4 separate regions of the Mus musculus genome follow, and regions 1, 2 and 4 are each linked to region 3. A link is a loop called in an ENCODE intact Hi-C map of the cell type or tissue named here. Cell type or tissue: left cerebral cortex. All regions are shown on one strand. Region 1 has its middle 6.6 kb from the start of Cobl. Region 2 has its middle 97 kb from the start of Gm22156. Region 3 has its middle 49 kb from the start of Gm22789. Region 4 has its middle 120 kb from the start of Gm22789.

Region 1 (8,000 bases), 270 kb after region 3:
CAACTACTTCTGAAGTTTAGCATGCTGATATTGGCATGCCCTCCATGAGAACTCTGTTTTAATGAGTGGGACAAAGGAAAACATTGGATTAGAAGTTGAGTATAATGGGCTGTGACATTTCTAGAACTGAGACTTTAGTGTGTATTTTCATTTTTAAAAATCCCAGAAGATGTAGTTAAGACAGATAGTGTGATTTCACCAGGCAGGGGTGAGATGCACACCAGGAAGCCCTCAGCTATTGAGACATACCATCCGCTCCAGATATTTCAGACGTGGCATTTCTGACTTAGCCAGCATAAGCTGCTTTTATAGTAGGAAGCAAAACAAAACAAAAACAAAGCAAAAACAAAACAAAACAACAAACAAACAAAAACCCCTTCCAGTTCTGTTTGTTGTTTGTGTGTGAATGTCTGCCAACTCCACAGAGAACTTTTTGAGGGAAGGCATGCAGACATGGTAAGATCTCCTTCCCCTGAGTTTTGTTTTGAGGGAGGCTGGATCCTCCATCACCACTTCTGTCATTAGGTATCTGAGATTCTTGAAGGTCTTTACAAATATCACTTGAGAAAATGTTTGTTATTACAGACAAGGTTCTCTTGGTTTCCCTAGTCAATGAGTTCAAATATTGCCTGACTAGCATAACAAAGAGCATGCCCTGTCGAGATTCTACTTTTTAAAAAAATTCCAAAGCACTCATAGCTCTGAAACTTCCCCCCAAGATGTTCTTTCCATACTTCACAGATCAGTGCTCCTGCCACAAGTGTGGTTTCCCAAGATCCTCCCCTTTCAGTCTATCCCTGCTCTGCTGCCTCTGATGAAACCCTCTGCTGGGGATTCCTTCCATGACTTCATGGTACTATGATGTAGCTCAGATGCTGATCTGCCCCACTCCTGTTGGAACTAGGGAAGACTAGAGCACATCCCAAAGTATGTGACAGAGTGCGAGGTTTCACATCCCTTCCCCCAGCACAACCCACCCTGCCTTGAAACTAAGAGCATCAACTGTCCTTGACCTTCCTTGTTCTTCTTCTCCTTCAACCCCAAGGATAAACTTTTTATAGTAAGTTCCTCAGCTTCTCATGACATGTATGTCTTGACAACCCAACTCCCCGTTTTGCCTGGCATGCTTGGTCCAGCCTGAGGCCAAAGTATACATGTTGTCCGTGAGCCCTGTTAAATATTAAATACTTGGAATGCAGGATTTCAGAAATGACGCTCTCCTCTTTCTTCTTCATAAAAATGTAGAGTTTTGGGTTTACTGAAAAGATGACAGTTTTCATTCAGGTTAGGTTCTCATAGTTTGGTACAAAACACTACTAATATTCAAAACAATAAATAAAATTCAGAAATGGAGTTCCTTTCACCAGTCCCTTCATTCTTGATCAAGTTAGGCAATAGTTTGTGGCAGTGAGGCAATTGTATAAGAGGGAACACTGGTAAATCTAGTTTTGGTTTTCAGGATAACTTTAAAGTGGAGAACTAAATCATTATGGAGGGCTACTTTTATATGTTGAGTACTGAGATTTGCTTTCTGCTAACGTTTAACCAGATGATTTCTCTGAGGCAAATAGTTTACAGAGACAGATCACACACAGGCCCAGGTCAGAAAGTCCTCTTTAGTCAGAACTGCTTGGATGCCTTTTCTGTGCAGGCTCATATTTCCGGAAAACCCTGCAAGGAATCTTACACGCAGTTGCATAATCCTCATGTGGGTTGAGGGTGGAGGTATAATGTTATATAAGTTCACCCTGACTGCACATCAAGGCAGAGCAGCCAGGAGATGCTTCCCTCAACAAGAAGCAGAGCTCCCAGAATGAGCTCATCCATAGAAAAATGGTGACAGCTGGTGGCTTAAATAAAGCTTCGTGACAATGTGGCAGGAGAGCCAACCTACACATTCTCTCCATTTGCTGTTTGTCAGTGAGCACAGCACACACTTTCCGACAAATCCTAAGTGTCAGTGCTACTTCTGTGTTGAATCATCGTCTGAAGAGCTGGGCAGCAGGGATACATGAGAGCAATTGTGCTTTCGGGATGGTGAAGAGCCTAGTGTGAAGGGTAAGATGCCAGGGAACAAGCCCTTGCTTTGTGCAAACAGGTGTAACTTTGTAAGGCTCCCCAATTTTGGATTTTTCTCACCTGTAAAATCTTAACAACAATAGTATCTGTATTTTGTGTTGATTTTATTCAAAGGTACGCTGAGGATAGACCCCAGATGAGCACACTATCATTGAGCTATTATTATTCAAGCCCTTTCCGTTGCTTTAAAAAACTAAGTCATTACGATTTTCTAAGAGGTTTATCATGGTGTCTAATCATTGTATTTTGATTTTGTTTTGCTTTTTGCAGTGCTAGATGCTGAATCTCACCCACATGCTGGACCCCACAAATGTCCACTGCCAGCCCCTCTAGCCACTGCTTTTAAGTGTTAACTTTTGTTATGTATGATTCAATAAATTTGGGTGTAGTGTCCATTGGGTAAATTAAGTTATTATAATTATTACTCAAGGAGAGGAAGAGACAAAAATGTGTATACCGTTTGATTGCTGGGGATGTTTCAAAGAAAACAAGGCTAAGCAGAAAGATAGATTCAGCTCACTCTTGTGATTTTGAAATAGGGTAAGATAGGAACTTCTCTCAGAAGCTTCAGTCAGAACATCCGGAAGTAATCACAGCCTACCTAATTCTGTTACGGTGCAACTAGATCTCTCTTGGTTCCTATTCTGCCCAGCTTTGTAAGTTTGGAATAGATTGGCCCAACCCCCTGTCGGTATCCCTGATTGTAAGACTCCTATGAATTAGAACATCTCCTGGTGTGTCTTCCTCAATTGCCAATGCTATTTTATAGACCTCATGTCTTGGACTAGCATATGAGGACAACTCAAATGCACTCAGGGAGCAATAGATGAAGCTGCAACCCATTGTTTTAAGCATTTTGAAGCAAAAGCAGGATAAAGAACCAGAAACTCTAAAAGTGGATACCTTGACTTCTCCAATTCCCCTGTGCAGAGTTCTCGTGTCAAGTTACAGCTTTGGAGAAATACTACTATATATGATCAACTTCATGTAGACAATGGTTTCTTAGATATAATACCCAAGTTAAGCGACCAAAGAAGCATATATTAATTAAATCTCATCAAAAGCGTGCTTCAAAGGACAAGAATGTCAAATGAAAAGCCTGTGGATGGGAGATAATTGTTCAAGGTACATATGGATCATAAGGGGCTTGTATGAAGAATGTGTAATGAAGTCTTATACGAGTGACCTAATTTAAAAATGAGTAAGAACATTTGAATTATACATCTCAAAAGAGATATATAAACAGACAATAAGCACATTGTGAGGCTCCACATTATTCATCACAATGTAAGGTAATATAAAAATGCCAAAAGATACCACTTTGTACATATTAAGATATCTCTAATCAATAACTGTCAGCAAGCAATGTCCAGGGTATGAAGAACTAGAATCCACATCCGCTGCTGGATGGTTTGTAAACTAGTGGAAAACAGCTTTGTACTTCTTCAACAGAACCCTGGAAGGAAAAGCATGGGATAACCTATTGATCTGACAATGCTTCTTAGGTATATACCCAAAGACACCCCAAAATATACATCCACACAGAATTTTTGTAATATGTAGCCATGGCAGGGGCATTCATAATGTCAAAAAGTAGAAATCCCCTCAATGTTTATCAATTGATCAACAGTTAAACTCTGTGTGGTTTGTCCATGTGATACTGTTTGAGTGTTTAAAGATCAGGTAACAACACACATGCGCTATAGTGTGAATAAACTTTGATGATATTATCGATATTATCCTAAGGAAAAGAATCCAGTCATGAAAGACTGTGTTGTAAAGTTCTATTGTCCAGAATAGGTGAATTCATAAGGTAGATTAATGGCCCCAATAAGGAATGTCAGTAGATACAGGGTTAATTTGGGGGAGGGGACTACAATGTACTGAGATTAGATGGTGATGGTTGTTATACAAGTCAGTGTACATACAAACCCTACTAAACTGAATTTTTTATTTCTTTTTTCTTTGTATGTATGTATGTATGTATGTATGTATGTATGTGTGTGAGTGTGTGTGTGTGTGTGCATCTGGAGGCCAGAGGTCAACTTTTTATGTCATCCTGTAGTTGTCCTTCACTATATTTTCTTGAGAAAAGACCTTTCATTTGGCCTGGAACTGGCTGGCTGGCAAACTTCAGAGATTCGTTTCTATTCTCTAGCACTGGGATTCTAAGTATGTCTATGCTGGCATTTTTCCTCCTCTTCCTCCTCCTCTTCTTCTTTTGCCTAGATCCTAAATATCAAGCCCAGGTTTTCATGTTTGCTGAGCTGCCTCACCAGTCTAGATTCATTAAAAAGGTTTGCTTTTGTAGAAAAGGAACTATATTTTCAATAAAAGAAGAGCAATCTGTACAAACATTTGACCCATCATCATTAAATAATGATACCATGTAAAATATTTCTATTTCAACAACCTGATTCTGCTCTGTTTACTATATGACTCAGCCCCAGAGGTTTTTGTGGTGGAAGCCTTGTCCCTAATGTACAAGTGTTGACATACTGGGATCTTTAAAAGTTGATTAGCCCATGGATTACTGTTCTTAGAAGGGATTCATGTAGTTCTTTTAGAACCAAGTTTATCTTAGCTAGAGCACGTTATTGTAAAAGAATAAGTCTGGTCCCTCCCTTCATTCATTCCTCTCCTCCATCTCTCTGCTCCTTTGTAATGGAACAGCATCCAGCATGTTGTGACATGGCCAGGAGATGCTCTTCGTATTAGGCAATATAATCTTGAAATTTTAGCCTCCAAAGCTGTGAGATAAGCAAACCTCTGGTTTTTTATACATTACCAAGTATCAACTAACGTTATGAAGCAAACAAAACAGGCTAAGACAGGCTGTGCTAGCTGGCCCATGAGTTGCTGTAACAGAATGCATGACAGAACGGAATGTAAGAGAAGGAGGATTTCTTTTGCTCATCGTCTGAGGTATGTCATTTCTTTTTGGTGGACAGGCCATGGTGGAACAGCACAAATCCCACCATAGCAGCTAAAAAATAGAGATAGAGAATGTCTACTCTTAGCTTGTTTCTCCTTTCTGGAAATTTATTTCATTTAGAGAGACAGTGAACTCAAAATAGATTCTCCATTCTTAACTAACTACCCTTCTCTGGAAAAGTCCACATAGACACACCCAGAGATGCCATGACCCAACCTCAGCATGGAGAGGGGTTCTGAGAGAAGGGGTGTCTGGGAGTGGTGAAAAGAAATGACCAGAAGTAAAATTGTGGATCCAAGTTGAAGACTTGTGTTCTGCTTGATCCAGCTTTTCCAGTCTACTTCTCTCTATGCTTTGCTTTCTCTCTGGAGATTTCTCTGTCCATGTTCTGCTTGCTTGCTATTCTAAGAGATCTCATTGTCCAGGTCTTGCTAGCTTGTGAGTGTGTGCACTCCTGTGTGTGTGTGTGTGTGTGTGTGTGTGTGTGTGTGTGTGTGTGTGTGTGCGCCTGTGTCTGTCTCTCTGCTCTCCAAGCAGTTCTCTTTAATCCTAAAAAATTCTCTGGATAGCTCATCTCTTGCAGAACTTGGGTCCTGTCTCTTATTTTACATATGAAACCCATCATTTACTCCAGGTTTCCTTTAAATTATCTTGTGAATCAGCATCAGGGTCCCTTGACCCCAGCTCTTTGATTCTCAAGAGAGAGCAAGCATACATTTCTTTTTAAACAGTGTAAAAGAATTCAGTGATCTGTCTGCTTTTGTTAAACACAATTGGTAAGGTAGTTGGTTGGGACCCTGCCCTGAAATTATCATTTCTACCACACTCGGAAAGTAACCTTGCTCTGTCCTAAGCTGACCTTGAACTCAGGAATCTGCCTGCCTTTGTATCTTTCTGACAAGCTAGCCCATAGTGTACATGCTTTTGTTCCTTCAGATTCATGAAGCCCCTCATAATTCATATTGCATCTTTATATTTTGCATAGTTAAGAAATTATATACTTTTAAAGTCATGTATTTAGAGCTCTTTCCCATAGCCCTAAGGGCTGTCCTAAAGGTCCCAGCATTTACCATTTTACAGACATGGCATATCTCAACTGGTCTCGTACTGTTTCTAATTCTCATGGAGTCATTAATTTAACAGGGAGGACATTCCTTGGAGGAAAGTGAAAATATGTACATTATTATACAAACAAACCTTATTCCCACAGCAGTCATTGATACTCATGGAGTCTCAGCCCCAGGGCCCTATCCTTGGGGCAGGGACTATGTCACTTTGTCAGGTTTGGCAGTGTTTCCTAGGCACTTCTTAATCCAATCAAGTTGACAGTCAAAGTTAACCATTGAAGATACCAACCTAAAGAGAAAGTGATTCAATTCTTGCCTTGAAGCAAAGTTGAGAGTGGAACAGCAAAGTGGATGGCAAGACACAAGGCCACCCAGGCTTCCCTCAGAAGACCTTGGGCCTAAATATAATGTCTTTTTGTTGTAGCCTCCAGCTGGATTCCACAAGCTGCACTGAGATGCCAAGCAGTTTCAACTGTAAGACTCACACTTTGCCCAGGAAAGTGGTTTCTAAGACTTCAAGTACCCAAGCACGATGGCTGGAGAAGACTTTGGATCTGAAGTTACTTCTTTAGCTTCATTCACATACAGAGAACCTCATCCCTGCTCTGGAGCAATGTTTACTGCCAATAACCTTCTGGCCACTGTCCAGCTCTGCCTGAATGCCAGAGCAAAATGGCCCGGGTGTGGCTTCTGTTTATGTTATAGAAGTTCAAAGAGAACTCTGGTCACACATTTTTGAAGGGAACAATATACCTAAAGAAAATGCCAACTAATGTGTGCAATTAGAGTTAAAATGGTTGATTACTTAATGAGTGCCAGGTGCCACCTTAGGCACTCAATATGTCATATCTTATTTAATCTTTACCTAGACGTGTAAAGTAGATGTTCTTTATTCTTTCTCCTGGGAGCTGACTTATTATTATTAACAACCTGCTTATTTGTAGTAGTGGGTCAATTCTTAAAACAATTTTATATATATATATATATATATATATATGGTTTTTCAAGACAGGGTTTCTCTGTATAGCCCTGGCTATACATCCATACACACACACACAAACACACACACACACACACACACACACACACACACACACACACACATATATATATATATTGGTTTTTTTTCAAGACAGGGTTTCTCTGGCTGTCCTGGAACTCACTCTGTAGACCAGGCTGGCCTCGAACTCAGAAATCCGCCTGCCTCTGCCTCCCAAGTGCTGGGATTAAAGGCGTGTGCCACCACACCCGGCAACAATTATAATTTTTAATGGTTTGTTTTCTATATCTATGCTAGTCTCTTCAGACTGCCATAACAAAAATACCTTGGAATGGACAGCTTGAAAGATGGAAATTCATTTTTAGAGCCCTTGAGGCTGAAGCAGACAAGACTGTTAGGCTGTCGGGCTTGGGTTATGGTGAGAGGCTGCTCCCTGTGTTGTACACAGCCACCCTTCACTGAGTACTCACACAGCCTTTCTTGTGCATATTCAGAGCATGCTGACATTTCTCCTATTCTTACAGGACTTCTACCATGTGAGATTAGAGATTGAACAATCTGTCCTTGCTTCATCTTACCTCCCCAGAACCTCTCTCCAAATCCTGTATACTATAGACCAGGACTTATTTATTATTTTTTTAAAAAGCCACAAATTCAGTCTGTACAATAAACAACCACTTTGGAGTCACAATTTACACCAATCATGTTTTTATTTTTTTATTTTTTTAGCAATTTACATGTGTTTTAATCACAGTCGTTTGGCCAGAAGAGTAGTGAGAGCTATGTCAAGGCTGGTAGGCAGCCTCACTTGTGTGAGTAAGGGCCCATGCATAATTTGGTATGCTTTATGTTTTTATTTTTAAAGGATTCCTAAAGTCATGTGAGGTTAAGACCCCACAAAACCTGAATTTGTTCAGAC
Region 2 (8,000 bases), 160 kb after region 3:
GAAACATACCATCTTTTTTTTCCCATTTTTATTAGGTATTTAGCTCATTTACATTTCCAATGCTATACCAAAAGTCCCCCATACCCCCCCCACTCCCCTACCCACCCACTCCCCCTTTTTGGCCCTGGAATTCCCCTGTACTGGGGCATATAAAGTTTGCAAGTTCAATGGGCCTCTCTTTCCAGTGATGGCCGACTAGGCCATCTTTTGATACGTATGCAGCTAGAGACAAGAGCTCCGGGGTACTGCTTAGTTCATATTGTTGTTCCACCTATAGGGTTGCAGTTCCCTTTAGTTCCTTGGGTGCTTTCTCTAGTTCCTCCATTGGGGGCCCTGTGGTCCATTCAATAGCTGACTGTGAGCATCCACTTCTGTGTTTGCTAGGCCCTGGCATAGTCTCACAAGATTCCCCTTCTCCGGTCCCTTGTCATTGCAGATATAGCCTTTGAAATAAGCAATTTTTCTATAATACCCAAATTACAGGCTGATAGACCAAAGAGTCTTAGGGACTTTGACATCTATCTGAAATGGGTTCATTTGATTTCCCATGTGTATATGCCTATTAATGTGTTGTTCTAGAAACAAATGTTGCTCGATTACTGAAAAAAAAATATTCCAGGTACTAGCCAGTACATTTTCCAATCCTGAAAAAAATTAGTCAATTCTGCCACAAGGCAAAGAGCCAGGGGCAAGAGGTTGTTACAGCTTTCAATGCTAAGATGTCCTCATGAATGCTCAAGTCCTCAAAACTTTTTAGGAAGACTCCCATCTGCTGCCCTGTGGTACTGAGAAAGTTAGATTAGCTTTCTCAGCCTATTTCCCCATCAGCAAAGTGAAGCTATTAACACATTGCAGGGACTGCTGTGAAAATGTAATGAGATAACATTGTATGTGAGTCACCTCTTCCCCAGGTCAAGGCCACCATGGCTTGATACATGGTAGGTTCTTGGCCTTCCCCAGAGAGGTGCTTTCCTGATTACCGATCCTCACCACCTATATTCTCCACGCTGCTGTGCTTTGCAATTTCCAGCAGTTTTAGCAGCGTGACCCTCCAGCCCGGAGATAAGATGCCATGGAATTGCCTCTGCTACTGTGACTGTGGTCCCAATTTGATATATTACTAAGGAAGTCAGCTGCTTTGTCAGTGTTAGTAATTCCATCCTATGCACGTCTTCATTATGTCCCACAGCTATGAATGCCATCCTCCCTTGCCTAGCTGTGAGACCATAATACAAAGCAGTGCAGGACACTGAAGTAAGCTAGCTCTGCAGCTCGCCGGCCACTTGCTAGTCATTCCCTTCAGCCACACGAGAATGATTTCATCCTAGATAGCTGGCCCTCAGCTCTTGCATGAGCAGGTGCCTTTCCATAGACTACACCTGGCTAAAGCTATGCTGGGAAGGTACAGTTCTGATCTCCCATGCACAGGCCTTGGGAAAGCTAAGAGGAAATGGATTATCATAGCACCCAACCCAGTCTCTTGTTAGCAGAGACTCACATTCAGTTTCCTTTAAGTGTTGCTGCTGGATAGAAACATGTGAAGAGCCCTTCCTCTATAGAACCCTGGCTCTCAACTTGTGGGTGCCCAGCTTTAACAGCAACATCACGTCATCTGAAAACACCAAGTCCTGGGTTCTGCCTAGACGTTCTGATTCAGAAATGCTGGAAATCCTCCAAGGCTCACACCCAAGGAAAATGCTTCTAAGGTATCTTCTAATATGATATTCTGGTCTGCTTGGTATCATCGTCATCATCACCATCATCACCACTACCACCACCATCATCATCATTCTCATTCTCTCTATCTCATCACTCTCTCTCTCTCGCTCTCTCTCGCGCTCTCTCTCTCTCTCTCTCTCTCTCTCTCTCTCTCACACACACACACACACACACACACACACACACACACACATCTCTCTCGGATTCTAATATTTATCTTGTTTAGGAGTCTTCCCAGCCATTATCTAGTTTGATTTGTTCAGTTTTGTGATATAGCCTGACTACACAGTCCAAGCTGCCTTAACCTCCTCGGTGCTAACATTAGAAAGGTATATAGTATCATATTAATTTAGTATGTGATTGAAGCTTTCCAGATGTCCTGTTAACCAGAAGGCAGAAGATCTTATAAGTCCTGTAAGCCCTGCTCATTACTATTCTTCCAAATTGAGCTCATGATTCCTTTCAATAGATCGTGGCTCTTTGGAGTCCATAGCATCTCTACCTGGAGACCCTCTAACTATGGCTTGAAGTCTACAGCTTCTCTAACTAGCGGGGTACCCTCAAAACTCAGGCCCAGTAAAGATAACTTGTATCATCTCAGAGACAATGACATCTCACCTAGATGGTGCAGTGTCCTTCCCAGGGCTGCTGATCACGAGTACCCACTTTATTCACTCACTAGTTCATGCACTGACTATGGAGTGCTTTCTGCACTTCAGGAATACAGCAGCCCAATTTAGACTTTCCACATTAACATCTTCATTAACGTGTTTTGGTTTTTGACAGGATCTTGCTATATAGCCCAGGCTGGCTTTGAACTTGTGATCCTCCTGCCTCTCTACTTCTCTAGTGTTAGAAATACAGGCATGGCTAAGCTTGAATTAGCATTTTGGTATATATTCTTCAGGTCAGTTTTAACCACGGTTTACTAGCCCCAAGGAATGACTATATACGGACACAGAGTCACAGTATTGTCTCATATTCTTAGTGTGGTCTACTGATTCCTACTGTGTTACTCTTTGTATTTACAGCAGATTGTTTTATGATTAACGTCTTTTGCAATCGGCTTATGAAACCCTTCTAAATTCCCTTAATGTGCAATCCTGATTTAACAAGTGTTTTGCCACTGTAATTGCATAATTATCACTTGAGACAATTTGAGTCTTTAAAGCGTGAGTTCTCTATCTTCTGTTCTGTTCTCATTCTAGCAGTCCAGGCTGCTTTGGATCCCTGCCCTCTTTACTTCATCCATTGTCTCTTGCTTTGTTCTCACCAGCACCTGACACAGTCAGAAGAAAAAATCCTCATGGCAGACTATCTCACAGTGGAAGAGCTGGCTGGTCCTGGTCAGCTTACAGAAACTCCCCAAGCCTGAGGAAGATGTGCTGAGATGTGTAACACAGCAGCAGCTTTGTAACTGGCCACAGGCTTCCTGCACACATCCCTGAGTCCTGCAGAAGCACATACTTCAATGTCTGGCTAAGAGGATGAATGAAGTCACCTGCCATGTGCTGACTGCGTTTCTTAACTGTTACGCCACGCACATTGCCTCCCAGCAGACAAACACAGCATCCTTCTGCTATGTTCTGCTTGCTCACCAGGGTCATGTGCAAAGGCCACATACCCACATCTGAGAAGCTGATATTTTGCATGCCCTAAGACCTAAGTATGGCCATTTCTAAGATATAGTATGACTAAACTTAAAACTTCATGTACACCTCAGCTCTCTGTTTCTATTTATTATTCTTGTTTCTATGTATGTGCCCCACCAAGATGTATATCATAGATACATAAATAGAAAGACATATAGAGAAATTCATTAGCACTGTTTGTAACAATTTCTTCAATAAATATGATAAAAGCAGGCTAGTACATACCGGTTATCCCAACACTAGCTCCAGATGATCAGGAGTTCAAAGCCATCCTGGGCTATAGAGCAAGACCCTGTCACAAACAAGCAAACACAAAAAGGTGAGCTTTGCATAGGCAGAGAGAAACCATGGAACAGGCAGGGACCTGCTTATTTCTCTCTGACAGTTGTCCACAGAACCGTGGCTCCCACCTTCCAACATATAACTGGTGCTTCTCCTTTGGTACAGGATAAAAGCAATCCATTATAAGACCCCACAGTCTGCAGTATAAGAGGCATGACTGATGCTGACATTTAGATCTGAAAGAATTCCTTCTTTGGGGCCAATATGAATGGATGTTGTGCAAAATAATAGATGCCTTTAGCCTACATTCATGTATTCATTGCAGATTTATTGATTTACGATCTTTCATTCCTTATCTGAAAATATTAAAACGAAAATAATAATACAGGGGATTTTCTTTCCTCTAGTGTCTGCATAATCCTCTACGTCTCCCTTTATGCACTGGAAGGCTTTAACCTGAAAGCTTATTTTTCAAATGAACTTGACCAGTCTTTTTTTTATTTAGGTTGTGACTTCTTTTTGTGCCTATGTTAATATTGTCCACACCCGTGCCAGATAGCAAGTGTGCTGGCTTATGATTAGAAGGTTTCAGGGGCTAATTCTGGATAAATAAAATAGCCTTTTCTTTTGAATGCATGTGGGTATTTTCCGTATATTATTTTAGTAAAATGCAAACTGTATAGATCTGAATATTCATTTTGCCTTTGTGTACTTTTTGATCTTAATTTAAGTGAATTCTCTTGGGGAATTGTCATTTTCCAAAACATCAATGCCGTCTCCTCTTTTTAATCCCCTTTCTCATCCATCTCCAGAGGTGTGAGATATAGACACGCAGACACTCATGCACATACACATACCCATATGTACACACAATAGTAGAAGTAGAAGAAGAATTGAGTGCCTCACTGAGTCAGACAAAAACAAAGAAGAATACAAGGGAGTTACTCTTAAAGGATTATCAGTGGCTATCATTTAGAGCCGTTAGTAGTTTTTTAGTCCTTAGAATAAGTAGAATTTGGTCAATGGCTACAAAATAATCACTGTCCTCCCAATGTTTACCGGGCCTGAAGCACCTCTAGGACCCCACTACCGTTTTCCAACATTCTGTTTCATTAGCAGCCTCCTGTGAAGATGCACCAAGCTAAGTGGCAGGAGAGCACGAGTGCTGGAACTACTTTTCCGTGATGGGGCTTCCCATCCGATGGTTTAGGAAAGGATATTTCTGTTGAACAAGTGATTAAGTATTTCCAACTGAAACATTTTTGAAAAAAACCTAAGCGTGATGTTTTTCATCTTAGCCTGCCTCGCTCGGTTTCTGTGGTTCAGCGGCGCCACCCAGTGGCTAAAGCATTTCCGCGTGGAAATTCTTCCCCTTGCCTTGTCAAATTGTTATCAAAAGCATCAAAGGGTGGGAGATGCCAGTTGAGAAGGAAGAGGCCATCTGCAGAACGCATGGCAATACACCTTGGTGGCTCAGAAGTTCAGACCTAATGCTACCTAGGTCACTCAGTAGCTTCCAGTCTCATCGCATTTGTCAGGGCTGTCTCAGTACCAAGTACTCAGTGACATTCAGTGAGAGCCACAGGGACAGGATCATCTGGATGACAGATCGGTCATTATCACACCACACCTCAGAGGTGACATCCTTCACTTTACACATGCAACAAAAACTAAGTAAAACTTCACAATGCTCACAGATCGGCAACAATGACTTTGTAGATTGAGGAAAATGTGAGCCATTCACCTCCTGGGTCATCATTCTCCAAATCGTCAGAACATGTGATGACCTAGCCCACACTCCATAGAGAGTGTATGTGGAAAAAGTAAGAATAAGAACACCTGGGAGGTAGAGGCAGAAAGAACTCAAAAAGCCTGACTGGGCTACATGATTATATATTGTCACACACACACACACACACACACACACACACACAGTAAAACTGTTTTTCATCTCTACATCATTTTTAAAATCTCTAATACTAAATTCTTAATTTTGAGAATTAGCAGAGTTCTGTATATAAAATTAATTGGAGATAAAATCAAGTGCTAGAAATAACTTCTTATGTTAAAATTAAAGTAGAGGCTGTGGATATGAAGCGAATTGAGAACTACTCTGGAGATTCACACAGACTGGGTCCTCCTTTGTGTTCTTTGTAGAGGAAAGCCAGTCCTTGGTCAGTGCCAGGGCTTAGACACTTGCTTTCCCAACAGTAGCTAGATTTACCCCACCACATTTCCCCATGATGCTCGAAATTTGTCTGGTTTCCTAATGCATAAAAGTAAGGGTTGCAGTGGCACCCAGACAACACGGATGTGAATGGAAGTTCTAGTGTTTATTATTTGCGTGTGTTGGTTGGCTTCCTTAGACATCATGTTTCCTGGTGGCTTTTGTATCGTGTAATTTTAACTATTAAAAAAAAAATCCGTGCTATGTCTGGCTACATATGGATAACAAAGGTCTCACCACCCCCATGGAGAGCCGCCGAGGTCTTCCCAGGTACCCAAGGTTAGCTGATGCTGAACCACTCTTATCTTCCCAGGCCCCATAAAATGAAAATTCCAGAGGCTTGTAATTTATCAGCCAGATTTATAACAGTAAATCTTCAACCCCCAAAATGCCCACACAAAGAACTCAAACTCAACTGGTATAAATACAAGCTGCACACCTAGATGGGGCAAATGTACCCTATGTTACTCTATTGTCCTTCTATGGTATCCAGAGCTACCTGTGACTGTTTCAGGCCATGTTGATTTGATTCATCTTTGTCCATCTTCTCTCTGTCCATCCTTCCCTGTCTCCTTTCCCTCTGTCTGTCTCTGTCTCCTCTCTCTCTCTCTCTCTCTCTCTCTCTCTCTCTCTCTCTCTCTCTCTCTCTCTTTCTCTCTCTCTCTCCCTCCCTCCCTCCTTCCTTTCCTTCCCTTCCTTCCTTCCTTCCTTCCTTCCTTCCTTCCTTCCTTCCTTCCTCCCTCTCTCTCTCCCTCTCTCTCTCTCTCTTTCCTCTCTAAAAGTTTCAGCTCTGCCCCCTCCTTCCACTGCCCAATCACAGGCTCTATTCTTATGTGATGAATTAAGATTTCACCTGACCCTCTAGGTCCATCCATTTGGCTAGGAATTTCATAAATTCATTCTTTTTAATAGCTGAGTAGTACTCCATTGTGTAGAGTGAGGTAACACATTCACAAAGGAACTCACACAATATGTACTCACTGATAAGTGGATATTAGCCCCAAACCTAGGATGCCCAAGATATAAGATACAATTTGCTAAACACATGAAACTCAAGAAGAATGAAGACTGAAGTGTGGACACTATGCCCCTCCTTAGAATTGGGAACAAAACACCCATGGAAGGAGTTACAAAGACAAAGTTTGGAGCTGAGATGAAAGGATGGACCATGTAGAGACTGCCATATCCAGGGATCCACCCCATAATCAGCATCCAAACGCTGACACCATTGCATATACTAGCAAGATTTTATTGAAAGGATCCAGATGTAGCTGTCTCTTGTGAGACTATGCCGGGGCCTAGCAAACACAGAAGTGGATGCTCACAGTCAGCTAATGGATGGATCACAGGGCTCCCAATGGAGGAGCTAGAGAAAGTACCCAAGGAGCTAAAGGGATCTGCAACCCTATAGGTGGAACAACATTATGAACTAACCAGTACCCCGGAGCTCTTGACTCTAGCTGCATATGTATCAAAAGATGGCCTAGTCGGCCATCACTGGAAAGAGAGGCCCATTGGACACGCAAACTTTATATGCCCCAGTACAGGGGAACGCCAGGGCCAAAAAGGGGGAGTGGGTGGGTAGGGGAGTGGGGGTGGGCGGGTATGGGGGACTTTTGGTATAGCAGTGGAAATGTAAATGAGCTAAATGCCTAATAAAAATGGAAAAAAAAAGATTTCACCTGACCTCACCTGAGTACAGGCACCCCTTTTGAGGGAGCAGAAAAAACAGACAGCAATTCACAACAGGCTTTAACTGTTTTACTGTGTGTGTGTGTGTGTGTGTGTGTGTGTGTGTGTGTGTGTGTGCCTGCCAAGTGTGCACATACACATTTGAATGCAGGCACGTACATACTATGATGCACAGGATGCCTAACAGGAGTCTGTTCCTCGTGCTGCCTTGTGAAATCCAAGGGTCAAACTCAGCTTGTCAGGTCTGTAAGCAAGTGCCTCTATCTGTTGAGGCATCTTGCAGACCCACAATTTCCTTTCACGAAGTGTGACACATTCTCATAATTCAGGAGACTTCTGAGGACTAGAGGACGAAACGTTACTTTTTTCCATCTTTATGACCTGCAGCAGAATTTTCATATGCCATAGAAAATGACTGCTAAACAAAA
Region 3 (8,000 bases):
ATCCTGTTACCATAAGGTTACACAACCTCGTGCAAGTAGTCTGAGGAAAGATTGAATACAATTTGACTTTATATAAGACCTGTTGGATTTTCTGATAGAGCCTTTGTCCTTTCTTAATATTTACAATGTGATTGCTAAGTATCTCAGAACCAAAGCCCAGCAACCATTCAAATTCAAGCCCCAAATTTTAGCTATTTCATATCATATTCATACACTCACTAGTTGAATATCTTAATTTACTCAAAAGAGTGATGTGCCTGGAACATTCTAAAACAACAAAATATATCAGAAATGGTTTCTGCCCATTAGTACATTTGCAAACTGCTAAAAAAAAAAAAAGGAAACTTTATACTTAATTAAAATTAAGACATGTCCATGTCTCTAGTCAAGAAGAGGAGCAGCTATGTATCAAAAGATGGCCTAGTCGGCCATCACTGGAAAGAGAGGCCCATTGGACACGCAAACTTTGTATGCCCCAGTACAGGGGAACGCCAGGGCCAAAAAGGGGGAGTGGGTGGGTAGGGGAGTGGGGGTGGGAGTGGGGGTGGGCGGGTATGGGGGACTTTTGGTATAGCATTGGAAATGTAAATGAGCTAAATACCTAATAAAAAATGGAAAAAAGAAAAAAGAAGAGGAGGAGCAAATGTGTCATGTGACAAAGGATATATTAACAGATAAATCATCTGAGTATAGCTGTGGTGGGTTCAGGTTAAGATAGTAAGGTGGGGTTGGTTAAGATCAGAACACAGAGGCAAAGACACAAATACCCACATGATCCAGACAGGATTCACAGAACCTGACAATATGTATGGTCTAATTCAAATGCTATATCTACTGTGGGAGTTGGGGTTCCATGTTGCTAACAAGGAAGTGTTTTGGTAACTATAATATAATTTACAAGAATCTGTCAAAGGTCAAGATTGTCAATATGAATAGACTTCTATGAGCACATGGCCTTAGGCCAGGAGGTATGGCAGGTATGTAGGGAAAACTCAAGGACAACATGGAAAATCTTAGGAAGTGCCCTGACCATGCCAACTAGCAGAAGCATGATGTTTCCATTTTCTCTCACTTCTGTCAGTGGAAAATTGTTGGGTCACCTTTACAAGGATAGAGTCAGTGCTACTCAGTACTCCCATTTAAAATAAGACACATAGAAACAGAGACATCTAAAGAAAATTAGTGCCTGAGCCTCCTTCAAAACTCAAAGTGCTTAGGACCAAGTTAGTACATTCCCAGTATTATAGTAGTTAAGTCAGCTTTATTTATGTATTGGGTTTGTTGGTTTTCTAGTTTCCATGCTTTTTGCTGTTCCATGTTACCCTGTTTTATGCTCAAGCAATGTGGAATTTGGAACTACTTCCAATGTTGGGCAGAAGATACACTTTGTGGTTTATGTCAAATGAGGGCATGGAAAACACACTTTGAGTGAAGAAACAGATTTAAGTGTGCATAACATTGACTGGGGAAATGGCTCAACAGAAAAAAGTACTTGCCTTGCAAAAATGGAGCCTTAAATTCAAGACCCAGAACCCATGATTTAAAAAATAAAAAAGTGTTATGTATATGTATAAGGAGAGGCTGTAGATCCTTTTTGAAAGTCTGGTAGAATTCTACTGTGAATCTATCTAGTCCTGGACTTTTTTAGTTTGAAGTCTTATCATTGTTTTAAATGTCCTTCTTTCCCATGAGTTTGGTTGTTGACTTCCATGGTTTAATTTTGCTACTTTAGCTGACTTACAAATTCATCCATATCTTTTATACTTTCAAACTAATAGAAATGTCTATTTAAGTGATTCTCATAAAATATTGTGAAATTCTTTGGTTTCTATTATAGTCATCCCCTCTTCATTTCTGATTTTCTTAATTTGGAATACATATGAATATATATGTATATTTATAATATATAAAATACTAGAGAAAGGGGGTATATTCAAAGATTTGGAGGAAAGAAAGGGAAGGGAAAATGGTTTGATTATGTTATAATCTCAAAAAATAAAAATTTAAAAAAAGCTTTAAGAAGACCGTGTAATGATGCAAGCTTTGAACACCAGCACTCAGAAGGCAGAGACAGGCTCATCTCTAAAGCTGTGTGACCAGCCAACTTAGGCTATTTTGTATTTGTATTTGTTTTTGTTTTTGTTTTTGTATTTATTTGTATTTGTATTTTCAGGAGACTTTATCCCCCCTTTCCCCCCAAAAAATGGAAGAAGTACGATAAGGAAGAGATTCAAAAGATGATTCAGTGGGTAAAAGGACTTGCCAAGACTGGTGACCTGATTTCAATCCCCAGAACATACATGAATTTATAAGGAGATAACTGATCCCACAAAGCTATCATCTGACCTCCATAATTGCACCATCACACACACACATACTCACACACACACACACACACACACACACCATAGCATGTGTGCCACATAAATACCATTCACTTGTACGTACAACAATAACAATAAAACTAATAATTTTTAAGTATATGGTTCCAGAGAATTGATATCTGAAGCTGTACTATAGCCTACATATATGCAGACACATACCCTCACACATGCACATGTACATATCCACTTATGTGCATGCATACACTCACACATGCACATGCAACACCTACACATGCATATGCATACCCCCACAAGCATGTATAAATAAAATTTAAACAATTTCAGAACATAAACTAAGGAATTAAGAGTGCCCCTTACTTGCAAAGCAATAATTACTGGTGAAATATCATCTTAGTTTAGTACCAAAAGCATTTTAACTTATTAGCACTATTACAGACACAACCAAGAATGTAGAAATTTGAATTGTTCTCATTTTCAGTTTGGTTTATACTATAGCATATATTGTCTGATTTTTTCAGAAGGAATCTGATTTTTGAGATCTGAGTTAAAATGAAATTGGTAGCCAGACTACTTTGGAAAAGAATCCTTTACACAGACTTCTCACGTTATAATCTAAGATGTCCAAAGCTCAAGCATTTCCCCCAGAGAACCTTGGAGGATAAAATATCAAGGGCTCACTCATTAAAAAGTAAAGCTCTGCCTGTATTTGGTCAATCTTGCCTACTTTGAGAATGCCAAGAATATAAAATCTACCATTGTTGATGTTTTAGTAACCTGGGAGTACAAATTTGATTATTAAGTTTAGACCTTTACATCAGAAAAAAAAAAAAAAAGTCAGGGTGCTGAACAAAAAAGAATGGCTACCTAGTTTAAAGGAAAGAACTGTCTGAATCCTGGTAAAACTACATCAAGCTCACCATTAGAATTGATCCCATAATATATCCCAAAATCTGAGTATAGGTCATGCCACTAATGATCACTTTAGGGTCTTGACAACTTGGTTATATGAGTAAGAATCTTGGACTCCTAATCCAGCACATTCCTCCTGCATTATATAACAGTGTATTAAATTAGGGGCAAGAGTTGAGACTGGGAAGAAAATTGGTAGGAACCACAGTGAACTATCATGGTAGTGATAATCCATATGTGTGTGAAATCTGCCACCTGGAAAAAGACCTATAGTCTCATGTGGGGCTAGCTGCAAATGAGTCTTATGTAATTTCTGCTCCATTATGCCCATGGCAAGAGCAGGACAAGGAACAAGAAAAAGTGGTTATTTTTAGTCCCAGTTTTCAGTTCAACCAGGGACTATCCCTCTCCAGACTCGGCAGATGGTGGACCAGACAGCTTTGTCTGATGACATAATTAGTTTTCAGCACCTCATTATCACCTCACAATGGAATCTAGAATAAAAGCTTAAAGTGCAGGATTTTAAAGGGCTTATTTGAATGCGGTAAAGTGAGTTCTTTAGGTTAATTCTCTCATCAGAAATGGATTTGTCTACTTAGGAGGCACTGGAATAGAATGGAGACTAAAGAGAAAACAGAATAAAGTCTCACGTCTCTCACATCAAAATATTGTTGAAACCATGATATGCATCCCTGATGAAACACTGTAAAGTCAGACATTTTGAAATACAAAGAAACTGAGGAAAAAGAGGACCTGAATTCTGGTTTCATGTCTTAAGCTAATTATATGAGTAGAGGCAAGGTGAAAGGTCTATTCCCTCATCAACAAGATGAAAAGTATGGAGACATAATGATGAGAATTAAACTCCCCTTCTAAGCCTGAAACTCTTTAATTTTAGTAACATTTAGATGAGGTCAACTCTGCAGCCTCTATGAGACATTTAGGAAAAATATAATTTTTCAGACAGTTATTTTGAAAATTGCTAAGCATTAGGAAGCGTTATTTTTAAACAGAGAATAAATTTTGTGGCAGGGCCATCTGTCTCCAGCAACAATATGCCACACACCCTGTGCCCAAATGCACTGGATGAGATGGTAAGGGCCTGGGCCAGATCAACAGAAAGTTGAGGCAAATGGAAGCTAAGTAACAGCCAAGCTTAAGATCTGCAAGACAGTATCATCAGGGAGGAGTATGGGTGTCTGGAGATTCCTAGGGCAAAGTGTTGAGCCTGCTTAAGCCTGTGAGAAGCTGGCACAGATGCCCTGTTCTCTGACTTCGATAAGTGACTCTCACAGAATGTTTGACAAATGTGCCATAAAAAACATAATACAGAGTACTGTTGCACATTGGAGAAAATGAATCCAAGAATCTTTTCCTGATGCCATCAAAATGTTTTCTGATATGGTAGAAAATCTAATAACACTTTTAAATAGCCAAAGTCTCTTGTCCCACTCGATCAACACTCTGAAATGCTTTACCCCAATAAGGTGTGCAAATGTTTCTACCTAGACTTCCACTACCTAACACTAGATGAAAGTCAAAAGTCTGTTATGCCATGTCAACAGCCACATTCACAAATGCTCAATATGTGTCTACCGAGCACTGTGCAGAATCTAGCAGATCTCATTGCTCCACAGAGGTCTACATTGGCCATCCTCAACTGTATGTAATTCCCTTTTGCTGTGATTTATAGTATATAACAAATATGAAACCATTTTTAATTCATTGTTATTATAAGAGGTCAATGATACTAGAAAGAAATGATTCAACCTATGTCATAACTTAACAATTTCTTTCAATTATCCTTGCAGGATGCCAAGGAGAATGTTACCACCAAAGCTTCAATATAGCTGTCTCTTGTGAGGCTATGAGAGTGCCTGGCAAATACAGAAGTGGATGCTCACAGTCATCTATTGGATGGAACACAGGACCTCTAATGGAGGAGCTAGAGAAATTACCAAAAGAGCTAAAGGGATCTGCAACCCTATAGGAGGAACAACAATATGAACTAACCAGTACCCCAACCCCCCAGAGCTTGTGTCTCCAGTTGCATATGTAGCAGAGGTTGGCCTAGTAGGCCACCAATGAGAGGAGAGGTCCTTGGTCTTCTGAAGATTATATGCCCCAGTACAGGGAAATTTCAGGGCCAGGAAGAGGGAGTGGGTGGGTTGGGGGTCGGGGAGGGGGAGGGAGGGTCTAAGGACTTTCAGGATAGCATTTGATATGTAAATGAAGAAAATATCTAATAAAAAATGAATAAACATTGAAAACCTCAGTTTAGATTTGTTGTGGATGGCCCTGGTGATGCCTGTATTTTGATGTTAATTCTGCTTTCCGGGGTGGGGTTGTTTGGAATGAGGACTGAGTCATAAATTCAGGTGACTTCTTGTAAACCTTCCCCTGAATAAATAAAGGGAAGAATCACTGGGCGAGTAGGCAGGACTTCTGGGTTAGACAGAGGAAGAGAAGAAGCAGAAGAGAGTTAGGGGCATTTTGGATGGGGATAGCGAGAGGGCAAGATGTAGCTACTAGTGTCTTCCAGTTTATATGGCAAATCTGCCAGGATTTGCCACCAGAGGATTCAGATTTAACATGGCTTACAAGATTAGGATTCTAGTTTTTGTGCCCAAAGATTGAGTTACCACTGTTTCTGAACTAAGTTTCTGTGTTTTCCTTCATGTGGTGTTTCGACTGGGCTCAAGAAAGGTATGGCAGCAAAGCATAAGCTTGCCAGATGTGTAGCACAAAGGCCATGGGGCTTTTGAAGCATGGGGCTGGCATGATAATGACTAGCCAGTGGGAACTTAGCGAGCTAGGAGGAGAGATTTTGGGGCTCTGAGTCACAAAGTTTCCATGACATAAGAACTTGCCAGGGAGACCTGCGGGGCTGAGAGTATCTGGGTGTAGCATGGGAACTTGCTATTCTTTTTTATTATTTCATGCAACATAGATTTAAGCATAATTTAAAAATGATATCTCATAAATTAAATGGACATTTTATTATCCAACATAAGTTTATTAATGTTTTTATTTGTGAGTTAACTAAAATTATGTGATATTATTAAAATTAAAATATCAAATTTACTCATATATTTTATGTGTTGATCATTCCATCTTAATTATAAATTAACTTACAATCTTATCATTTTATGATAGTAAAAAATTGACACATATCAGTGTCGGTTTACAAAATTTGATTTCAATTTTCAATCTTTCCCAGGCTAATATAGTAGAATGTTGTCTTGGATAAGATGGTATCTGGGAACCATAAGTAAGTTTCTGATTCTCTGCAGGTGGTATAATGCCAGCGGGAGAGCTCCTGCTTCACCTTAACACAGGTTATAGCCAGTATCTCTATTTCAAAAGACAACTTAAAAAGACATGACAAATTTATATGTTTAGAATTATACTGTGAATTGAATCCCTCAGCATGATGATTTCGAAGAATAAGGAAAAATGTGCTGTGTTTATGTTTTGTTGAAATGTGGACAGCCATGTGAAACAGGACTTAACAGCAACCTGGTGATCCAATAACAGGAAAGCAAGTGGCCTCTCCACTGTCCCATTTCTTTTTGGCTTTGTGCAGGACTTTGTAGAATAAGATTCTTGTTTACTTTATGGCCCACTCTCACACAGAACGCTGGGGGGAATAAGAGTCATGCTTATGTTTTCTTGTTATTTCTGTAGAAAAGAGGCTTTACTGTTTATGATCTGAGTGGGTAGCAGGAATTCCAGCTTCTATGACTTGTATGGGCAAATGGTGGGTTGAAAAGAAAGTCGAAGGAAAATATTGCATCTGAGACCTTCACTTCCTGGTATAACTTTCAGAGCTCAATAATACATAAATATGTTTTTTGTGTAAAATGGTTTCAACTTACAGTGTGTTGATAGGGATGTGTTCTTAAGTCAGAGAACAGTTGCCGGCATATGCAAGTACACATGCACACAAACCCAAGATACAGAGACACACACAGAGATACACATACATGTACACATACACAGAAACACACACACAAAGATCTTGAAATTGTGCCAAAACATCTCAGATGAAGAGTATTGGTTATCTATGATCTCATTTTCACTTTTCTAATATTCCCTTTTTCTTTATTTAAAGTATTTATTTCTTTAAGCAATTTTTTAAATGGCTTAAAAACCTTGTCAGCCCATGCCTGCCAGAAAACCAAGACTGACTCTCCCCCCCTCTCTCTCTTTCTGTCTCTCCCTCCTTCCCTCCTTCCCTCTCCTTCTGTCTCTCCCCCTCATTCTCACCCCTAGTGCTGTAACTGGACACCAGTTACAGCCTTCCCTCCCTATTGCCTGCATCTCCTATGAATTCCACAGACTATCTCTTTTTAACCTTCCTCTACACACTTCTGTATCATAACCCCTAACTCAATCAGGCATCCCCTTCTAAACCACAAGCCATGCCTGCTAGGAAAACAGATAGGCTGCCAGTGGACCTTTTGCTCCTTCTTGCTTCCTCAGACTTAGTTCCCCAGTCTTATCCCTAGTTATTCAACAGAACTCTGGCTTCATCTTTCCTTCATCCCTGCCCACATCTTCTGTAGATCCTATAAAGCATCTCCTTCTAACCTGCCTCCCCCAAATTGTTGCCTTGTTCCAGACCCCAACTCCATCAAGCACACCCTTCTAACCCAAGGACCACTCCTTCCAGGATAACAAGTAGACTGCAGACAGACTCACACCTCTCCTACTATTCATGAGATCCAAACACCCCCTACTCTT
Region 4 (8,000 bases), 69 kb before region 3:
CTTACAGAAGCAAGACATTAGCTTACAGTTTTAGGTATAGTCCACTAAGACATGAAAGTCAAGAGAGTAGAAACTTGAAGCAGCTGGTCACATCATGTCCACTATAAGAAACAGAGGTGGAAATGTACATTGTTGCTCAGCTTGCTTTCTCCATTCACCTAAATAGTCAAGGACCCCCTATCTACAGAATAGTTCTACCCACAGTCAAGATTGGCCTTCCCAAACCAATGCATCAAAATAATCCCTCTGCAGACATACTCAGAAGCCCATTTCCCCAGTGATTGCAGATTCTGACAAGCTGACAATTAATGCTAATTATCTCAATCAGTAATTCATTTTCTTCTAATTACCAAGGCTTGATGGAGCTCTTTCCTATCAGTCAGTCCCATGCATTCTGGATGGTTCTTTATGTATAGTCCTCTGACCATTCTAAAATGCTCACCAAGTCCATCCAAAGAAAAAACGACAAAGATTTTTTCTTTTATTTTCAGTTATTTTAAATTTAGTTTTTAACATTGTAAATTTTGTTTTATTACACCAGATTTTTTCTCATAATTTTTATTAGTTATGCAAATAATCACACTCCACAGTATAAATTCTTCTAAGATGTAGTTATTTCTTTACTGAATTCTATACTCTACCCAACAGGAGTTTTCATTTAAGACGGAGAGAAGATCTATATTTTTTTTTCTTTTTTTATTGGATATTTTCTTTATTTACATTTCAAATGCTACCCTCTTTCCTAGTTTCCTCTCCGATAATTCCCCATACCCTCCCCGCTCCTCCTGCTCCCCAACCCACCCACTCCCATTTCCTGACCCTGACATTCCCCTATACTGGGGCATAGAATCTTTGCAAGACCAAGTAGATACTCACAGTCATCCATTAGACAGAGCACAGGTTCACTAATAAATGAGCTAGAGAAAGTACCCAAGAATGTAATGGAGTCTGCAGCCCTATAGGAGGAACAACAATATGAATTAACCAGTATCTGCAGAACTCCCTGGGACTAAACCACTAATCAAAGAAAACACATGGTGGGACTGGTGTCTCTAGCTGCATAGGTAGCAGAGTATGGCCTAGTTGGCTATCAATGAGAACAAAGCTTTCTTTCTATACCCAACTGAAATACTTTTTAAATTATCAATACATAATGCGTTTTTAAAATAGCTCCACACATCCCACACTGAGGAAGATAAAACAGGCCTGTGAATCTCCACTGGCAAGCTTAGAAATCCCCAACATTGCCTCTGGTCCCCAGAACTTTCCTCTGATTTCCATGGGTATTCTGTACTCCAAACACAAGAGCGGATGAAGAAAAGTGGAAGAAGCAGAACTCAAGATCACTATACCACAGGCTACTGTCCTGCCTCTACAAGACGGCATCAAATTCTACCGCCCTGTCATCATGCCTCTAAGAAGAAGGCAAAGCCCATTTCCTATTCCATGCAGTGTTTGCATAATACCAATTGCCCATGACCCATCACATGTGTCCAGTTCTTTGTCCTAGTTCTCATACAGCACAATAAATATATCACCCCATTATTACCAACTTAAAGCCTATTTCATTGTCATCATCCATTTGGGACTTAATGGTGTTTACTTAAGCTTTCACAGAGTTCTTTGTGACATGAAGCTGGACTCAGCCTAGCAACTGTAGCTAACAGACTCAGAGCCTAACTGTGCCAATGCAAAAATCAGTGGCTTACAATATCTCTGGACATCAGAGAGGTGTGCACTCTGAAACATCCAAAGGGTCTAAGAAAAGAAAATAAATGGTTAGCTACCAAGATAGACAAAGAAAATAACAAGCAACATTCTGCGAGTCTCATGCTTCTTAGCAGCCTTTAGTGAGACGGAGGGAAAGAGATGGTGATGTGGCCATTTGTCAGCTCATGCTGTGGGAGTTGATGTCAGGACAGATGCATTAGCACTTGGTAATAGCCTCCCACAAGGACTTAGTATGACTCAAAGATGCCTAAGCAGGGCTGCTGGGTATAACCAATATGCTCAACCTAGCCAATTCAATGATCACAAAAACCACAAAAGCCTTTCAGCCACTGTGAGATGGCCACTCCCCGGTTGTCCTCAGCAAACATAGGTATGCATGAGGTTCCTAGAATATTTACTTTTACTTAAGAAGGAATTTAAATTGGTTTCTTCTTGTCCAACTGTTGTTTCTTTTTTGCTTTCTGGTAACCTTTCTAAAGGCAAAATGGAAGGACACCTTCCCTAGTAGTGGCCACACCCTAACAGTGTGTATGCAAATGTTAGAAAAGTGTTGCCTGAGTCATCTGCATGCCTGGACCCCCCACTAGGTCAGTAGGATCTTTCTAGTAAACCACACATCATGAGCTTTTTCAGGTTACTCATGTTACAATTCAGTTATTTTTTTGTTCTTTTCCTTGTCCTGCCCAATTTCAAGAAAAATACTATGCCTTTAAAGTCAAGGTAAGTTTAGCTCTCACTAGGTCAAGATGATGTTTGATTTTCAAAGTTCTTATGGGAAAGTTATTGCCCAGAAAAGAAGTACTTCCAGGAGCAGAGTTTGTGTACACAGTGTGGCTAGATCTTGATGTGAACTGTCAATTGCTTGGAACACCTACCCAAACTCCACCCCCATCCCAGAACAAAGAGACACTCCCCAAGAGAGGAGGAGGCTGACATGGTGGCTGGACTGTCTCCTCCCAGTCTGGTTCCTTTGTTGGGATCCTTGATGTAATTGTTAAAGTTGGATCTACTGTGGCCACTACTGACTCAGCTAGAACAGAGCTAGGCAGCTCAGAGTGAGCTCGGGTTCACTAACTCCACCCTGGCTTTTGTTTCAGCTCCTTGATGAAGCACAGACTGGGAAAGTAACAGCACTTTCCCAACCCACGCGCTTCTCTCTCATTCCACATCAGATTCCACTTCACAATTCTCTTCTCTGCCAGGCTGTGCCTGCTTTCTCCCACACCCAGAACTCCTGTAGTGTCTGGCAGAGCTCTAATACTGAGAGATAAGAATCAGCCCTGACTCTGGGAAGGTGGGAAAACCATAAAGATTTCAGGGAGGGAAAATCTATTGGATCCCTTTTTGAGTTAAAGCAGGAGTTACCAGCAGGGAGCAAAACAAGACCGTACTGCCACCTACAGGCCAAACTCCCTAAAGACAGGCACCCAGGTGACCAAGAAAGCCTTGTTGCTTTCATGTCTGCGTCTTCTGTGAGAATCATCAACCCAGGAGTATAGTGTCCTGGAGAGTGGCCAGGAATGAACTCCTGCTCTTAAGATTCTGAACTACCATGAAAAGTGAAAAACGTGTGTGCAAAATACAAGTCACTGCGTAGGACAGGGAAGGGGGAAGCCTGAGGGAGAAGACGAGGAACCTCGAGCCTGTCTGGAAAGGGTCCTCACATGCATGTTATGTAAGTGCTTAAAAATGATTAAGGGCTAGGGAACCATACTCGATAGCCTGACTTACTGCAAGTAAACAAAGACAATTAAAATTATCTATGGCTTTATATTCTTCTGCAGTGCTTGAAAGTGCGGCAATTGAGCCTTCTATAAAGTATAGGCACAGAATACTTTATATGATGGATGAAGCCACTTAGCTGCCTTAAACCCAGAGAAGCTCACCATACATCAGCGCAGCTACCCCCAGCCCCCGTGCATAACAAGGGTTTGTGGTTTCCCTAGTCCTCCAGAAGTAAAAGGGGCAGTTTAACAGTACTTCCCTAGACCCTACTACAGTGCTCTATTCCCTCTTCAGCCCCTGTCCCACACAGTGCAGCCAGTTTTCTGTGGTCCAGTCAAATCAACAACATTGGTTTTGTCTATGAGTCAGCATTCTGAGATTTACTGAAGTGACAGCGAATCCCTGATACATTTGATGATCTTGGAATGGCTGAAGGGTGAGATGGACCTTCTCCTCAATCATATCCCAGTGGTTATTATGGTTATTTCTAATTAAGTCAGCCAAAGCTGTTGCTAGGAACATCTATCTATGATCTCTCCTGTGGCCTGAGGCTCTTCAAATAAATCACAATGGGGTTGTCAGCTTGACAGACTGAATATCCAAAGAGGGCCAGACATACAGAAAAAAACATACAAAAGAAGAAGATACCACATGTGCATGGCCACGTGTGCAAACACACATGCAGAGTGGAGGAGAAGAGACTGACACAAAATGGAGACAGAGACGGAGAGAACAAGAATACAAACCAGGTGAAACCTAGGCCCTCCCTCGACCCAATTTTGGAGGACACTTCTGGGTCTCAAGCCCACTCAGGCGCATCAGGTCTTTGTCTTAAGAAGCAAAAGGAAAGTTTTTGGAAGAACATATGACCCCAAAGTGTTTCCTTAGCCACTTTAGAAAAGCAGCATTTGTATACTGTGCCATCTGAGTGATCAATTTCAATTACAACTGCTAAGTGGATTTTGGTAGTATCCAGTGGAAAGAATGTAGAAATGTAGTTTTCTCAGCTAGAGAGAACAAATGAAAAATAATAACTATTCTGTAAAGAAAAAAATCCATGGTTCTATTTCAGTGATTTTTCAGAAACAATCCACTCTCGGTGTCTATTAGCTGATTCTATACTGTGCTTAATTCATGCTGAATCTTACATTCAACTTCCTTTTCTGAGGTATTCCAAATCTATGTCACTTCCTCCAATCACTACTATCCTATGAAAATAGATGCAATGAGCACTCTTAAAAGATTTCTGGGGAAAATATCTAGCTTCCAGATTATGTGCAAATCAGGCTCAATAAAATCTGCTGACTATTCCAGATCCACTATTTTAAAACAGTGCTCAAATTTTACAAGCCAATTCTTGTCATGATTGCCCCTCAATTATACACACAACCTCAGAGAGACAGTAGAGATATTACTTTGTTTCCTTGCAACCCAAGCTACACTTTAAGGATCAATTCCTCCCAGTCCTAGGCCTTCCCTACCTGCTACTTTTCAACACCAGTTAAGTACCAAGTTACTACAAAGTTAAAATGTTCTCAATTTCCTTTTGCATTTGTGTCACATGGTACAAAATTAAAAATAGTCATGAAAAGAAGCAGTGGACTTTAAATTCCACATCTGTCCTTCAGCCCCAACCACTCACAAACGTCATTAGTAATGTGCAAATGAAGAAACTCAGCTCCCTTACCTACCCTCTGGTCCCATTGTCATTATTTTAACAGCAAATCTTTCATACCTTTTTTTTTTTTTTTTTTGCAAGTGTTTGAACAGTTTCTGTATTTCCTTTAATGGCTGCTTGGTATATCACTGTATGGATAAGGTCAGCCTCATACATTCTGGGCATCTTGTTTGTCGATCCCTAGATCTACAGCCACAACTTTTCCATGTACATTTCCATCTTATCAGTATGACTTCAGTAAGGGCAGAGGCAAGAGGCAGGTCTCAAAAGATGTGCTGCTTTGCCCTCGCTGTATAGTGGGTCCATGCTCCTGTAGCTGCCCTGTACACAAGGAATCAATGTCATGGATGCAGATGGAAACTCAACTCTAATTTTCAGGGTTGTGAAAACCTGTCAGAGATTCCTGGCTCTCTTCAAGAAGAGCTTTTCGTCATTTTAAGTGGCTGAGGAGCTATCGATTTTTTGGTGATCCATTTGTAGAGAAGCTCTGTTACAGGTACTAATTCAGGCTTCACAGGCATGTGTTTTGAGTGCCACAGCCCTGTTTTCTGCCATGAGGAAGGGTCTGGGCTCACTAAGAACTACAGGCTCCATACTATTGTGTGTGTTTCTTATACTAGAAAGGCACAGGAAGGTGAGAACCATATTATCTTATTATCTCTAAATAAACTGCAAACATAAAGTTCACAGTGTCCCTGGGTTAGAATGAAGGCTGGGATAGGAAGTAACCGACTTTTCACTAAGCCTTCTCTGGTACAAATTACATCTTGACTGCCCTGAATTCGAAACAAGATGAGATTCGAGATTCATGATGAAATGAATCTACACTGCATCTTTCTGAGGTAGGAATTATGAAGAGTATGTCCACTTTGCCTTCCACATTGACAGCTGATTCAGTCAGCTGTATATTAGATACAGATTCCAAGATACTGTCTACGGCCACCCAATTATAAGTTGCTTTGAGGACTTTAAAGCTCACAAAGGCTGTTGGTTTGTTGAACACAGATTTTAAAAGCATATGTTTGAACCTGTGGCCTAGCTAGCAATACCCAGCTCACATGAGGCCTCCAGCCCCCAGGAAAACTAAAGACATACACTACACAGGTAAGCCATAAAGGATGGGCAATAAGAGGAGTCTGTCTCCTCCTCTTTTGTGTTTCTCAGGACTCTTCAGTTAGTGGGAACCTTCAGATGTATCTGGGAATGAACTGAGCTATATGAGCCTTCAATACAAATGAGTGGCCTCTGCTTGAGCTATGAGCCTTCGATGCAAATGAGTGGCCTTGGCAAGTTGAATACATGAAGAACACAGTGATCTCTTGGTTTCTTACATAGAGACAACTGCACTTATCTGTCAAAGCTGCTTTAAGAATCAAGATGATGGAAGTGAAGGGCCTGGCTCTATGACTACCATAACAACATCAGGAAATATATCTCATCTCTTTCCACTCACTCATCCCTAGCAACTGTCAGCCTGCTTCACATCTCTCCTCAGTCCCAAAAATGCCTACCGGCTACCAAGGGCAACTGTCGGATGGCCTGAGAAGACTTTGCTCATCATAAAGGAATATGTCTGAAGAGGAGAAAGCCACACAAGCTGGACTTTCTGCCTTGAGTACCTCACATCCCCACTTCCTAGGCAAAAAGTTTCTTAACACATTCTTGCTTGAACTGTGGGAAGCATGGGAGTGCCTAGTGACATTTGAAAGGTCCAGTAAACAGTTTTTCTACGCTGCCTGGTCAAGCAGAAACTATATTTTATTATTTGACAGAAAGCACTGACATTCTGCTTCATTTTAGGGAAAACACTGGCCACACCACAGACATTAGTTCAGACCAGTTTTGCAAAACCCAGCTAGGTAAGGGGATTACTGTAGGACCTTCAGTGGGCAAGTTAATTATGCCTCTATTTATACCTAGGTTGAACCCAATTTTCTCCCCCTGCCAGAAAACCTGCTTTCTGAGTAAGGTCTTCCCCTTTTTTCTAGAGAATAAATTTTTTAAAAAATCATGTGATAGCATTGCAAGCTACATTGGCTTGAGAGCTGGAGGAGATGGTTATAAGGGAAACCTAAGGTTCCTGTGTGTTGTAAGAGCTGATATGTGTCATGTTGAGAGATCCAGGTACATGTGGTTACCTGTGAGTCCATTAAATACTACCTGGTTTCCTGTGGCTCACAAGGTCCTAAGCATACTGCAAAAAAAAGAAGGATGGATTCCTGGCTGTCATTCTCTCTCCTTGAGCTGATACCATACACTCTACTCACATTTGCCTTCACTTTTCTCACCTACATGATACTTTTCTTAGTGTCAGGAATCTTCCCTGTTTAACTCAAATTCTCTAAGAAGCACCTCAGACAAATGGGCCCACGATTTGGAAAGGCTCTCCTAAGTAGATTTCTCTTATGTTATTTCCAACCTAACTCTTCTAGGAATTTCAACTCTGTCCCTGATCTCTGAGTAGCTTTGGATATGAATGCACCTAGAGAGAATGGCAGCAACATGGAATAGGTGGAAGATATTTTCTACAGCTCAACAAAATTGTAATTGTACCTACCCTTCAGGTATATCCAACCGGCTAAGGTAACCATGCATCTCTCCTGCCCACTCATTCCACTGGCTGTCCATTCAAAGGTGTCCAGGCAGTGTCACTGCAGACGATGAAAAAGTTACACACACCATGCTTCTCTGTGAAGCAAGCAGGAAATGTTAGTATCAAAATTAAGTTTTTTTCTCTGGTTGGAGAAATGGCTCAGCACTTGAGAACATTGTCTGCTCTTCTAGAGGACCTAAATTTGATTCCCAGCACCCACATGATGGCCTAAAACAGTCTGTACCTCTAGTCCCAGGGCATCTGGAACCCTCT

What was found. Hi-C counts contacts between places; a loop is a spot of excess contacts. Peaks named below come from ENCODE experiments on the same cell type or tissue, not always from the same donor. Only the 100,000 strongest peaks of a DNase experiment are listed, where the experiment ranks them.
Region 1: it touches region 3 in a loop (8-fold over the local background); 2 of 42 quality-filtered maps call a loop at or near these places.
Region 2: a loop joins it to region 3, with 14 times the contacts of the local background. A loop is called at or near these places in 2 of 42 quality-filtered maps.
Region 4: it touches region 3 in a loop (2.8-fold over the local background); 2 of 42 quality-filtered maps call a loop at or near these places.

What each region holds. Positions count from the first base shown.
Region 1 is chr11:12,467,585-12,475,584 of GRCm38, reverse strand. No RefSeq gene overlaps it. Among named protein-coding and RNA genes, the nearest start is that of Cobl, 6.6 kb to the right of the region's middle. In left cerebral cortex, no CTCF peak of the experiment used is centred here; DNase peaks (open chromatin) are centred at 160, 1,797, 2,697 and 4,266; H3K27ac peaks cover 2,701 bases.
Region 2 is chr11:12,576,362-12,584,361 of GRCm38, reverse strand. No RefSeq gene overlaps it. Among named protein-coding and RNA genes, the nearest start is that of Gm22156, 97 kb to the left of the region's middle. In left cerebral cortex, a CTCF peak has its summit at 4,999 (motif pointing left); DNase peaks (open chromatin) are centred at 3,002 and 4,995.
Region 3 is chr11:12,738,006-12,746,005 of GRCm38, reverse strand. No RefSeq gene overlaps it. Among named protein-coding and RNA genes, the nearest start is that of Gm22789, 49 kb to the right of the region's middle. In left cerebral cortex, no CTCF peak of the experiment used is centred here; DNase peaks (open chromatin) are centred at 1,403, 3,660 and 4,394; H3K27ac peaks cover 1,786 bases.
Region 4 is chr11:12,806,515-12,814,514 of GRCm38, reverse strand. No RefSeq gene overlaps it. Among named protein-coding and RNA genes, the nearest start is that of Gm22789, 120 kb to the right of the region's middle. In left cerebral cortex, a CTCF peak has its summit at 3,140 (motif pointing left); DNase peaks (open chromatin) are centred at 2,991 and 3,697; H3K27ac peaks cover 367 bases.